Linked DNA regions of Homo sapiens: region 1 is linked to region 2. The links are chromatin contacts, found by Hi-C or POLR2A ChIA-PET in ENCODE. All regions are on one chromosome and are shown on one strand. The core of a region is the stretch at or near the end of the contact, and the rest is flanking DNA. Distances in the headings are between cores, read along the strand shown. Region 1 overlaps LOC101928277 (a long non-coding RNA gene). Region 2 overlaps LOC101928277 (a long non-coding RNA gene).

Evidence for each region. Hi-C counts contacts between places; a loop is a spot of excess contacts on that map. ChIA-PET counts read pairs that join two places held with the same protein, here RNA polymerase II (POLR2A). Pooled maps may share reads with other maps.
Region 1: a loop to region 2 is called in a map of endothelial cell of umbilical vein, with 5 times the contacts of the local background. The contact joins two enhancer-like sites. A Hi-C loop is called at or near these places in 2 of 168 maps with a recorded cell type or tissue (SK-MEL-5 and endothelial cell of umbilical vein) and 1 of 50 pooled maps. POLR2A ChIA-PET finds 5 or more read pairs at or near these places in 2 of 52 experiments (A673 and Caco-2).

Annotation. Positions count from the first base shown.
Region 1 is chr6:134,821,697-134,828,632 of GRCh38, forward strand. All of the region lies in intron 2 of LOC101928277 (a long non-coding RNA gene), which reads right to left. Among named protein-coding and RNA genes, the nearest start is that of ALDH8A1, 120 kb to the right of the region's middle. Within about 2 kb of position 1,380, at least 5 of the 41 ENCODE cell types and tissues checked have a DNase peak (open chromatin) inside an H3K27ac peak, as active enhancers do.
Region 2 is chr6:134,717,360-134,723,732 of GRCh38, forward strand. The region is part of intron 3 of LOC101928277 (a long non-coding RNA gene); the gene reads right to left. Among named protein-coding and RNA genes, the nearest start is that of LINC03002, 180 kb to the left of the region's middle. Within about 2 kb of position 3,080, at least 8 of the 41 ENCODE cell types and tissues checked have a DNase peak (open chromatin) inside an H3K27ac peak, as active enhancers do.

The sequences.
Region 1 (6,936 bases), core at 130-2,629, 100 kb after region 2:
GAGAGGAGTTATTTGGTGGGTGGTGGAGGGGGTTTAACAGCGGATTGGTACATTCAGAGATTATTATCATTCTTATCTTTCTTCTTAAAGCAAAAGAACTTAAATATGTACTAAAAACTGTTCTCACTGGGGTATAGAAAGGAATTGGAAGAACAAAATTGAAGTCCATCATCTCCTTCAGACAGAAATATATATGACCCACATTTGTAAGAGACAGACTACGCCTTGCTTCTTTCTCCCCCCTATGTTGCCAGTTCTCTTTGTCAGCAACTCTCTTGTCCTACTGGGATAACGTTTTAACTGTGGTACATAGGTTAGAAGCACACTATTTGTTTACAAGGGGATAAATGGTTGTTGCAATTACCGTAAAAAGCAGCAAACAAATGACCTTCAGGACTTGCCAGGAAAAGCAGTGGGTCTTTCTATGTGTTGAAACAATCTGGGCTCCACTGATGGTAAACACGAGGCAGAGACATGGATCTGGATGTGTCCTCTGGGGAGGGGGCAGGGATTGACACAGTTACAGAATTTGATCCACCCCATATTCTTCCCTTGGAGTTTAATTTCCATATAACTGAAAACATCTGAAGCAAACAGAGAGAAGCACTGCTGGACAGACCCATATCACAAGAGTAGGCAAAAAAAAAAAAAAAAAAAAGGAGCTCAAACACAACAGCTAGGTGTTTGATGTCATTCAATGATTCAGTTATGACTTAAGCGAGCTTCGGAAGTCGTGCGTCAAATGATAACCTGCATGAGAGAACTCAGTATAGAGCTGGCCTCAAGCACAAGGACATAGTTCTACAACTACAGACCCTAAAAAAAATTCATCATGGAAAAAAAAATAATAGAATTTTTCCCCTGGAGAAGCTTATGTTTAGATATTAGATACGTAAAAGACTGAACTATTTGTATAACCTCTAAGATTCTTTCCAGCTCTACAATTCACTGCATACATAAATGGGAAATGTTTAGGCCCAGGAGGCATACCAATGTGTACAAGTATACTGTTATTCATTTGATTCTTGCCCCGTATGCTTTACAGAGTCTAATTATCTAAATGAGATTTGGTTAAATAAAAATTGATATTTCTGTATGACAAGTATATATTTACATAAAAGGCAATACATATCCCCACAGTTTTCATTAAAATGGAAAAATAAAACGTATTTTAAAAAGTAATTGGAGAAGTTTTAGAAAGCACCTGGTTGAGGATTTCTTTGTTTTACAAATGAGGAATCTCAGGGAATCTTGGAGGTCTGTTCCTTCCAGGCCTCATTCCAGGGAGGGGCAGATTTGGAACTAGAGCCCAGGCCTCCAGGCTCTCACGCCTCTGTGGTCCGTGGTCCGTGGTCCGGGGCTTAGGTTGGCCGGTAGGGGTAGGGTAATAAATCTCATTCGCCAAATGAGGAAACAGCGTCATCTAGTGGAAATTTATCAGCGTATTCTAGACATGCTGTTATCCCTAGCTCTGCTGTCCCTAATTTCCCAAGACAACATTTCTGGACCATTTTCTCTCCCCCATGTTTCCAAAGCCCAAGAATCTCCCAGTGGGGCCCCCTCCTACAACCTCCTCACCCCACAGCATATTTCAGTCTCTTCTCTGCCAAACTTTCCAACATAGCCCCAGGAATCAATCATTTGCCTCAAGGGCCACCGGGGCTGTTGTCCTTTGAGTGTTTTTTGTTTCAAGTTTTCATCAAAATAACCCTGTTAACCACGGCTTCAGGCCTTTACCAAATGGTGTGGCAAATCAATTCCATCATTTATGAAGATCCAGATAGATACTGCTTTTCATTCAGCCACACTGAGATGATCCTTGTTTTTCCCCTGCTACCATCAAGTTAGGACACTTTGGTTGCTTTTGAAATAATTCATCAGGGAATTTCCCAGGACAGTTCTGTGACCAAGCATGTGGACAAGCTTCAGTCAAAACTTAGGAGGTATTAAATAGAAAACAAAACATGTAACAAGTAATTATCCCATATGATAAATGTTCCATTATGAGAAAGCACAAAGGGAAGGGGGAAATTCATTCTGCTGAGGTTAGAAAAAGCTGCATGCAAGAGGAAACACTAGATCTGAGTTTTGAAGGAGATAGATGGGCCTTTGATTTCTAAAGAAATGGGTGTGGTATGCTAGGCAGGGGGAACAGCAGAAGCAAAGGTCAGGAGTCCTGAGAGTACAGCATGTGATAAAGGATCAGGGCCCAAGAAGATGGGTGGGAAGTGATGTGGAAGGCAGTTCAGGACTGGAACAGAAAGATGCTTAGATGCCATCGCAGAAAACTTTTTTTTTTTTTTTTGAGACGGAGTCCCACTCTGTCACCCAGGCAGGAGTGCAATGGTGCGATCTCAGCTCACTGCCACCTCTGCCTCCCAGTTTCAAGCGATTTTCCTGCCTCAGCCTCCTGAGTAGCTGGGATTACAGGCACACACTACCACGCCCAGCTAATTTTTGTATTTTTAGTAGAGATGGAGTTTCACCATGTTGGTCAGACTGGTCTCAAACTCCTGACCTCATGATCCGCCCACCTTGGCCTCCCAAATTGCTGGGATTACAGGTGTGAGCCACCACGCCTGGCCGAAAACTTGGATTTTAGATGCAATTAGACACTATCAAATTATGGGCCACAGCAAAAAAACTGTGTTTGAAGTCTCCAGGTAATAAAGTACTTTATTCATCCCAGCTGTTTTGAAGCTACTTTCTACATAAAATGGTTCCCTTATTTCATGGCTTGTGAAACAGGCTCTGAAAATGAATTATTTGTCAATGCAGGGACAGGAACTCAGATCTGTTGGCTCCCAGTCCATTTCTTCATAGTAAAGAGCTAAGAGCATGAAATGCTTATTAGAATAATTAAAAATTTTTAAATTAGAAAATCTTGTAGGTCTTCCTCTGATTTTTGTTCCTGTATAAATCCTCTAAAAGTATTAAATATATGTAATTGTCTTTTAATCATATCCCCCCATCCAATCCGAGTCTGCTATATAAATGAGAAAATAATCCAATAGGCAATCTATTTGAAAGCACTAATACGAGAAACAGAAAATTTTCAGACTAAAAGAGATGATAAAAGAGGCAAATGTAAACCACCATGGACTGAAGAATACAACATGAGAGAAGCAAAAGCTTTGTAAAGATTTCTAGGAAATTCTGATTCCATTGGTTTCATGAGGACATCAATCACACTGATGTTGTTACCGAAACACCAAGGGTTCAGTCTAGGTCCTGCTGCTGGCTGCACAGAAAACCAATCACTGAGATGATGACATGCCAAGGAAGAAGGCTTTAATTGGGTGCTACATCCTAGAAGATGGGGGCTCAGTCTCAAATCCATTTCCCTGGCCAGGCATGGTGGCTCATGCCTGTAATCTCAACACTTTAAGAGGCTGAGGCAGGCAGATTGCCTGAGGTCAGGAGCTTGAGACCAGCCTGGCCAACATGGTAAACCCCATCTCTACTAAAAATACAAAAATTAGCTGGGCATGGTAGCACACACCTGTAGTCCCAGCTACTTGGAAGGCTGAGGCAGGAGAATAGCTTGAACCTGGGAGGCGGAAGTTGCAGTGAGCTGAGATTGCACCACTGCACTCCAGCCTGGGTGACAGAACAAGACTCCATCTCAAAAAAAAAAAAAAAAATCCATTTCCCTTATCAACTGAAACGTGGGTTTATATAGCAGGGAGAAAAATGTAACAATGTGTAAGAAAACAGGAACTAGGGAGGGGCAAAGAAGAAATCATGACGAATGAGGGGTCAGGCATCTCATTGTCTGGATCTGGTGACTTCGTGAATTTCAGTCCTTTGATACTTTTTTTGAGAGGTATGAAAGTCCTTTCATAAGAAAGGAACTCAGATAAAACGAATATTAGTTTCAAGCTTTAAGACTAGAAAGGTCAATTTCTATGTTTATCAAAAAGAACTGTCTATGGGACCATTGGGTCAGTTTTTTTGTTTTGCTTTGTTTTGTTTTTTGAGACGGAGTCTTGCTCTGTCACCCAGGCTGGAGTGCAGTGGTGAGCTCTCCGCTCACTGCAAGCTCTGCCTCCCAGGTTCATGCCATTCCCTGGCCTCAACCTCCCGAGTAGCTGGGACTACAGGCACCCGCCACCACACCTGGCTAATTTTTTTTTTTTTTTTTTTTTAAGCAGAGATGGGGTTTCACCATGTTAGCCAGGAAGGTCTCAATCTCCTGACCTCGTGATCCACACGCCTCGGCCTCCCAAAGTGCTGGGATTTTAGGCGTGAGCCACTGCGCCCGGCCAGGGTCGGTTTTGATGTCAGAAAAGGATAGTACGTAGATGTCATTAAAAGACAATCATGGCAACCAACTCTAACTTGGTTATTTAGAGGCCAGCATTTCTTTCTTTCTTTCTTTCTTTTTTGAGATGGAATCTCGCTCTGTCTCCAGGCTGGAGTGCAGTGGTGCGATCTTGGCTCACTACAACCTCTGCCTCTGGGTTCAAGTGATTCTCCTGCCTCAGCCTCCCGAGTAGCTGGGACTACAGGTGTGCCACCACACCCAGCTAATTGTTGTATTTTTAGTAGAGACAGGGTTTCACCATGTTGGCCAGGATGGTCTCAATCTCTTGACCTCATGATCCACCCACCTCAGCCACCTGAAGTGCTGGGATTATAGGCATGAGCCACCGCGCCCGGTCAGCATTTCTTTGTAAGAGCTTTCTAGGTCAGGTGCAGTGGTTCATGCCTGTAAACTCAACACTTTGGGAAGCCAAGGCGGGGGAGATTACTTGAAGCTAGAGTTCAAGATAAACCTGGGCAACAAAATGAGACCCCATCTCCACAAAAATAAAAAGACAAAAACATTAACCAGGTGTGGTAGCACATGCTACTTGGGAGGCTGAGGTAGGAGGATGGCCTGAGCCCAGGAGTTCAAGGCTACAGTGAGCTATGATCACACCACTACACTCTAGCCTGGGTGACAGAACCAGACCCAGTCTCTAAGAAATGAAAGAAGGAAAGAAAGAAAAGAAGGAGAGGGAAGGGGGAAAGAGGGGGGAGGGGAAGAACGTTGTTTCCGAAATTGGTCAGTGTTTCCTATTCCTGCTTTGCTTATACAAGCAGAGTATCTCCTTGCTAAAATCTTGACTCAAAAGGCAACCCAGCCACTCCTGCTCTTGTTTCTCTTATTAGCTATATTTATTCAATTGCCAGGTCTTGCAAAACTCTACTCCATTTTCCAGGCCTTGGCAATAGATAATACAAGATATGTGTCTGGGCTGACATTTTTATCCAAATGAATGCCAGATATTTCACAGAGAGCTAAAAGCTAAAATCATATGATGTGGTGCACTGGCCAATGTGGTTACTGCAGTATTTCATGTCAAGGCTAGCATTCCATTCATCATTCATCAAGTGAACACCCAGTGGGATAAGGAACAAAATGGACTGTCATGCTTCTGAAGCTGCCAGACCACAAAGGACAACCAAACTTATACAGCTTCTCCTTGGCACAGCTCAAGAGTCAACTCATAGATATGGGTGTGTCCTTTCCAAATTCTCCCAGAAAAGTAGTAGCCCAGGCTGACCGCAGGGAGGTGGGAATGACCTGAAGTTGGGCTGCCTCCCCAGCTTTCTGTTCCCATGCAGCCAGCTACCCTGGCACCCTGCCCTTCTCTGAATCACCTCTGCAGACTCTACTGCTCTTGGAAGCCCAGATTATATCTCCAACATCCACACTGGACCTCTGTCTGTTGTCAACAGAGCCAGATGACCATGGAACCCACAAGCTGGAGAACTTGGTCTCCATACTTGGCTTTCTGAGAGAGTGTTGGCTCTGTGGTTTTAACTGCTTAACAAATAAGAAGTGAAAACTCTACACATTTAGAAAAGAGGGTGGGTCTGACTGGACTGAGATTCTGGGTCTGCTGAGAGCCCTGGCTTAGATGCAAGTACACTACATGGCAAAGCTGTTGGACCTCAGGTGGCTGTGAAAAGGTAGGAGCCGTTACCAGGGAAAACTGATCACATTCATCAGAGCCACCTTCGGGGAGAAACATGCATGGGAAACAAGTTCAACTGAACAATTGTAAAAAATCAGAACATAAATGGACACCTACCATGAGCCTGGCATTGTGCTAGGCAATGATCATGGTCCTGTTCTTATGAAACTTGCAGGTGACAGAGCAAAAAAAATAATAATAATCTAGTCTAGAGTCCAAATCAGAAAGTGCCTCTTAGAGGAAGTAGTATTTAAATAGAGACTAAGAAAAAAAGAGGTAGAAGGAACCACAATTGTTAAGGCACAAGAATAAAGAGATGAATCCCGGATTTTTGATTGACCTAGACAGGGCTGCTGTTCTGAAGAGCTGAGATTCTGTCTGCCACTATGCCATTATACGGGCTGCTGAACTGTACAAAATATGGTCCCAAAACTTCATTCGAGTTTGGCTAGTACATGTCTCAGGAGCATCTTAGAAGGGGTATTACGATATCTCAGGTATCTGCAAATTATGGCTCACCACCTGAATTTGTAAATAAGTTTTATGAAAATACAGCCATGGCCATTCATTTACATATTCTCCATGGCTGCTTTTGTACTACAATGTCAGAATTGAGTAGCTGCCAGAGAGGAAGTGTGCCCCATAACACCTATATTTTCTATCTGGCTCTGTATAGAAAAAGTTTGCCATCTGTATTAGTCCATTTTTACACTGCTATAAAGATACTACCCAAGACTGGGTAATTTATAAACAGTGGAGTTTTAATTAACTCACAGTTCCACGTGACTTGGAGAGGCCTCAGGAAACTTACAATCATGGCAGAAAGGGATGCAGGCTCCTTCCTCACACAGTGGCAGGAGAGAGAGACCATGTGTGAAAGAGGAACTGTCAAACACTTATAAAACCATCAGATCTCGTGAGAATTCATGCAGTATCATGAGAACAGCATGGGGGAAACCACTCTCATGAC
Region 2 (6,373 bases), core at 1,830-4,329:
AGCAGGCTGGTCTCGAACTCCTGAGCTCAGGTGATCCGCCCGACTCGGCCTCCCAAAGTGCTGAGATTACAGGCGTGAGCCACTGCGCGGGGCCCAATTCATATTTTTTAATAAACATATAAAGTTTCTAAAGTTTCTGAATTTTCTTAAATTTACATTGTCAAATGTAACAACCTTCCCTTTGGGGTTTCTTTTCTTACAAATCTTATTTCATAACAAGATCAAATAAATAAGAACCTATCTTTTCTGTCAGTTGCTTCATGATTTCTTTTTAGTGTATAACTATTTTACCCATCTTGATTTATTTTGGTATATGGTATTAAATGGAAATCTAGTGAGGTTTTTATTCAAATAAATAACCAATTTTTCTGACATCATTTACTGGATATTCTCTTTCCAATGTGATTTGTGGTATCACCTTGATATATACTATATAATCTTTTATACTATGATCTATTTCTGGGACATCTTGATTCACTGAGCAGTCTATACTCCTGTCAGCACCACACTGATTTAGGTGACTCACATTTGTAATCCCAGCACTTTGGGAGGCTGAGGAGAGTGGATCACCTGGGGTCAGGAGTTACCAGCCTGGCCAACATGGTGAAACCCTGTCTCTACTAAAAAAAATACAAAACTTAGCTGGGCGTGGTGGTGGGTGCCTGTAATCCCAGCTACTAGGGAGGCTGAGGCAGGAGAATTGATTGAACCTGGGAGGTGGAGGTTGCAGTGAGCTGAGATTGTGCTACTGCACTCCAGCCTGGGCGACAGAGCGAGACTCTGTCTCAAAATAATAATAAATAAATAAATAAATAAATAAATAAATAAAATAGCTTTAAAATACAATTTCATATGTAGAAAGTTCTTCCTCTCCTCCTACATTACTTTCTTTTTTCAGAAGGTGCTTTTCCATTTATTCTTCCAGATGAGACCTGTTCTTCAGTTTAAATTAGTCCTCTGGAGAATATCAGATACAAATAAGAAAGAAATTCAAAATACAGGTTAAGATACCATAAAATTTATATCCATGTCATATTTGCAAGCCGAACTATCCATTTTATTTAGAAATGTTTCCTCCTTTATTTGGATATACAATGGAATTAATTATTCATTATTGATTTATACTAAAATGGATTATCTCTTAACTATGTTAACAAAGTAGCACAGCATGCCTGGATAAAAATATTACCAGAACTTTATTTTAGTTAGTATCTATGGCTTCTTCCCTCTTAAACTTTTCACCAGAGCTATCAGGAAAAAAGCCAAAGAGAAAGTTTCAATTTTTTTCTCTTTTTTTTTTTAACCTTCTTTTGCAGAGTTGACAACAAATCCCCAAATCAGTTGATGATACAGCCAGTGGCCTGTCAGTCCTGTATAATCCTCCTACTGAAAAATATCCCCTAAAAAAGTCCACAGCAGAAACTTTATTTAATTAATTAATTTATTTATTTGTTTGTTTCTTTTTTGAGACAGAATCTCGCTCTGTCACCCAGGCTGGAGTGCAGTGGCGCAATCTCTGCTCTCTGCAACTTCCTCCTCCTGGATTCAAGCAATTCTCCTGCCTCAGCCTCCCGAGTAGCTGGGATTACAGGCGCCTATCAGCACGCCCAGCTAATTTTTGTATTTTTAGTAGAGACAGGGTTTCGCCATGTTGGCCGGGTTGGTCTCGAACTCCTGACCTCAGGTGATCCGCCCATCTCAGCCTCCCAAAGTGCTGAGATTACAGGCGTGAGCCACTGCGCCCGGGCAGAGCAGAAACTTTAAAGCCACCTATGAAGTATTTATTTATATTCTTTTCTTTGGAATTAAAGAAATCCCAAATATAAGAATAGGTTTTAGAGCTTCCATTGCAAATTCATTGCCAAGGGTAAAATATGATGGAGTAGTTTAAAAGGAACATCTAGTCAACTAGCCATTCTCTCCTCCAGGGAAGGAATTTCTTCTACAACACCTCGTGGCCAATAGACGTTTTTCTTCTACACAAACACTTTTAGTAACATGTGACTTTCTAGCCAACACCCAGCTGTTGGAGTGAAAAATCTAAAAATAGAAATTATTCAACAAAATCACTCCAAATTTGCTTAAATGCAAATAACCTGAGATGCTCTGTAATCCAAAACAACAGCTCCGGAAATAATTGCTGATACGTTTATTGATGCTGCAATATTGGGAGTTCCAAGGTAGAACCCTGTGGAAGAGAAGAAACTCAACCATCACCAGTCAATACTAGCAAACATATAAGCGGCACAGGCTACAAGTAAAGCTCTGAACAAGACACGAACTTGAAAGAAGCCAATGCCAGAAGCCTTGCTCTTGAGATGCTTACAGCCTGAGTGGTCAGGGCACACACACACTAACCCAAGGTCACACAACATTGATGCTAAACAAGTACCAGAAGAAATAAATCTTCACTCCATGTTTTGTGAACCCATTCATTTGTGGTTCCATTTTGCCTCCTACTCTTGTTTCCTTTTGCCTGGATGTTCTGAGCTTTTTATTTGTTTAGCCTTGCTGGATTATATGCATCTTATTCAGCAATTTAGAGATAAGGTGGAGGCACTACTCCGCAGTACAGCAAAGTAGTTAGGAGCTGAGATACAGCTTATCCACCAGTTTCTATAAAATGCCCATTCTGGCTCAGGGTCAACTGAGTTGGCCCTAGCCAACTGCTATGCCTTCTGAAAGTCACCACTCACTGACATCAGACTGCTTAGCTGCATCATATTCGCCTGGCAAATACTAATCTCATCACTCAAAATTCAGTTCCAAAAAACTGCACTGGGACTGAAGCAGGACTCTTTGTGCAAAAATAAACCAGGCATTTCAAAACATTTGAAATCAAATAGATGAAAATGTTGCAATATTACTTTTCAGACATTTGCTTTGTCTAATTTGCTTTTCATTCACTAGTTTACATTTTCTAAAAGGACTTGTATTTTTATGATGTGCATGACTTCCACACTGCCCACAATCAATGTCAAATGAAAGACCTAACTTGTTACCTAGTCCTCTGCCTACTAAAACAGTGCTGTCTAATCAGGCATCTCTCTGCGGAAACAGGCCTTCCTACAGCAGGAAGCAGAGGAAAGAGGACTGGAGACAGCAATCCCAGCGGCTTTTTTGCCAGAAAGGACAAAATGGCTCTTCTGGCAACTCCTGACTCAGGAAATCGCTGAATTAAGTAGTCAATCTGCAGAGTAATTTAGCATGTCATCTGCTTCCTGGCAACAGATATTTGGAAGCATTTTTATTTTAATTCATCTCTGTCATCATCAGGGTTATAGCTGCTTCTCTCTGAGGACCTCAAGGTCAGAGATGTGGGACCTCAAGGTCAGAGATTTTTCTGTAGTTCTTATAGAGCCAGTTCTTTGAGCTTCTTCCTGCCCTGTCTAGGCCCCAGTAGGCTCACTTCTCCTTTGATTTTGGTCAGGTCAAGCAAACCCCTGTCATCAGAGCTAAATATAAGTTGTATGTAAGTGGGTGGAGGCCCTTGCAGTGGGTTCCCTGGAAAATACACTTGTAAGTGTACAAAAGAATGAAGGTGCAATTGCCTGCCCAGGAGTTGCAGAAGCATCATTGTCTGTGGGAGACAGGAAAGGAATTAAGAGGTCAGCAACTCAGGCTCTCATTCCTGCTTCATCACGGACTTTCTGTGTAATGTTGCACAAATAATTTTCCTTCCCACTCCTCCACTTCTCTATTTTAGGCGTGAACAAACATCAGTCATCTTCCTCACTTGCAGACATTAAAGAGAGTTAATATGAGCATGTTACAAACAAATAGCCCTAACTTCACACATTGAGGAGACCAGTAAACACATGCTGTGGGTGATCCTTCTTTATGTGGATAGAGCAATTTCTTAAAGCTGGTGAACATATGTGTCCACAAAATCCCTAAAAGGAATGTGTGTAAAATAGATGTACCAGGACCATGCAATTCTTATTGTACAAATGCATTTGCAGATTGTTACTATTTGGGAATAACGATGGCCTAATCCAGGTGAGGGTAATAATACATCAGGAAGGTAATAATTTTTATCTGGGGCAGAGGTCACTTTGCTCCTGTCTTAACAGGGGCTCTCTATGGCTTCGGCAAGAGGGCCCAAAAATGCATGTCCTGACATTGCAAATGGCAAAACAGAGATCTCAACCAAATATTCATGAAGCACTGTGTTTGGAGTCTCCCAGCATCGAGCCCCATATCTTCAAGAAAAATCTAAACTAAGCTTTTTACATACCTTTATTGCCTTTGACCCTCACAGCAACTCTGTTAAGTCAACAGAATTATCCCAATTTCACAGATAATGAAAATGAAGCTTAAGAAGGCCAAATAATATTTCCATAGATCATATAGGCATTGAGGGGTGGGACTGGGATTTTTAATCTGTCTGATCCCAAAGTCCGTCCTCTCACCCGGTTTCCATTAGATGATGCTATCTTCCATGCACTGTATCTTTTATGCTCTATATGCCTAAGTTTTCTAATCTATAAAATGGGAATAATAATACCTAACTAATGAAAATCAAGAGATTACCTATATGAGGGCATTTTACAGAAATGTAAATTGTTATTCTAATAGTAATTCCACGTTCATCTCTTCCACTGTCAGCCTCATTATTATAAACACATGTGAAAAGTTTATACTAGGCCAGTTATATGGACCTTGCTTGGCACATAACTGAAATGTAACTTTACATTTCATTGACTTTAAGGAATTTACATATTTTAACCCAGTTCAACTATATTTTGAGGTGCTGCATCTCAGGAGTTCTTGTAGATATCTAATTCCACATTAATCATTGATCTACCTTTATATTATTGCTTCAAAAGTCTTATTTAAAAATTCACATATTTTTAAGCACTGTCATATTCTTTACGAAAAACCTTGCATGGAAATCAGATGGTAGCTAAGTAAATGTGACTTCAAATTCATGGATAAATATCAAAACAGGAGACTAATGGAATACATAGAGAGATCTGTTCATGCCCTGACTTTCTTCTAATTGTCTGTAATCCTGACCTTCCCAGTAGACAGAGAGGAATAATATACTCAGAACTTGCCCTGCCCTTCAGGAAACATGGGTAAAACCTAAATAAAGATTGTTTGTGTATGATTATAAACAATTTGCTATTCAAATTCAATAATGGCACTCGGTAGGCAAACTATCCTAAAAACTTTCCTATTAACAACTAAATTCCAAAGTTTAGCATTGCAAAACCACATAATTTGAATACATTTTTGAACCATCTGATGGAAAATTATATTGATTCCACATGTGTAGAGCTTGTAAGTAGCTCAGTAATTCCTTCACTCTTTTCAGACACAAAGTAACGGCCTCTTTAACGGCCTCTTTTTCTTTCCCTCATAGAAAAGTAGGCTATTTTTCCAGGGTCGGGAGAATGTGGAGGAGGGAGGGCTATAATGAAAGTATGTAATTCACTCAGGACTTGTGGGGCAGTATTAGAGATTATGGAAAGATTTGCTTCACAGAATACAGTTCCTGTGGAGAAAAAAGAGTCCCACTACATCAGGAATTAGCACACAGCCATACAACAAGCTGAACTTTTTGTTATTTTAAAAAATCTTCGAGTTATACTGTATGCTTTTCTAATACTGATAGAAAACAGTTTCAGCAAAGTGCACTAAATAAATAGAACAGTGCCTTACCTTTAAAAAAAAAATCTATATTCAGGAGCTATTCTCCTTCACATTTTGAAATTCTTTAGCTGGAGAAATGCTGGGTCATGAGACACAGGGTCATAGCATCTGGGTTTGATCCAGACTTTGTGATCTCTAAATCATCTTATGCCTTTGAATACATTCCAGCACCACTGACTCTACCATGTATTTTCTAACGTATGGGTTCCCGCCACCCATGCTCTGGGACTGAGTTAATAATGGTACTTACAGGGTTGTTGGGAGGATGAATCCAGTATGCCTAATATGTAAAGCACAGAACCTTGCCAGAATGTAATAAATGTCAGGTAAACATTCACTTTTAGTTTTGCTGTTATTATTGCTTAGATAGTGGTTGCTAAATAATGGAACCTTCCATTTCAATGTCAGTGCCATATCATTTAAAGGTAATCAGAGTGGAACTAATTACATAGCCTCCTGAGATATGAACACACAAATATCTTCAAAATCTCTTTCATTTACTCTCTAGCATCTGAGCTCATGTGCTATCATAAATCAGTTTAATTTCCTTTATTAAGAAAGGCTAGTGGACAGCCCCAGTGTGGAAACATTCCCTACAGGCTCCCTAGGTACTATGAGTAGATGAGGTCACTGGAGAGTTTAATAAGTCAACCTTGTAAAACCCCTGAAGATGAAAAAAGTATATGACAAAGGGCTACAGATCTTCTCTCTGTCC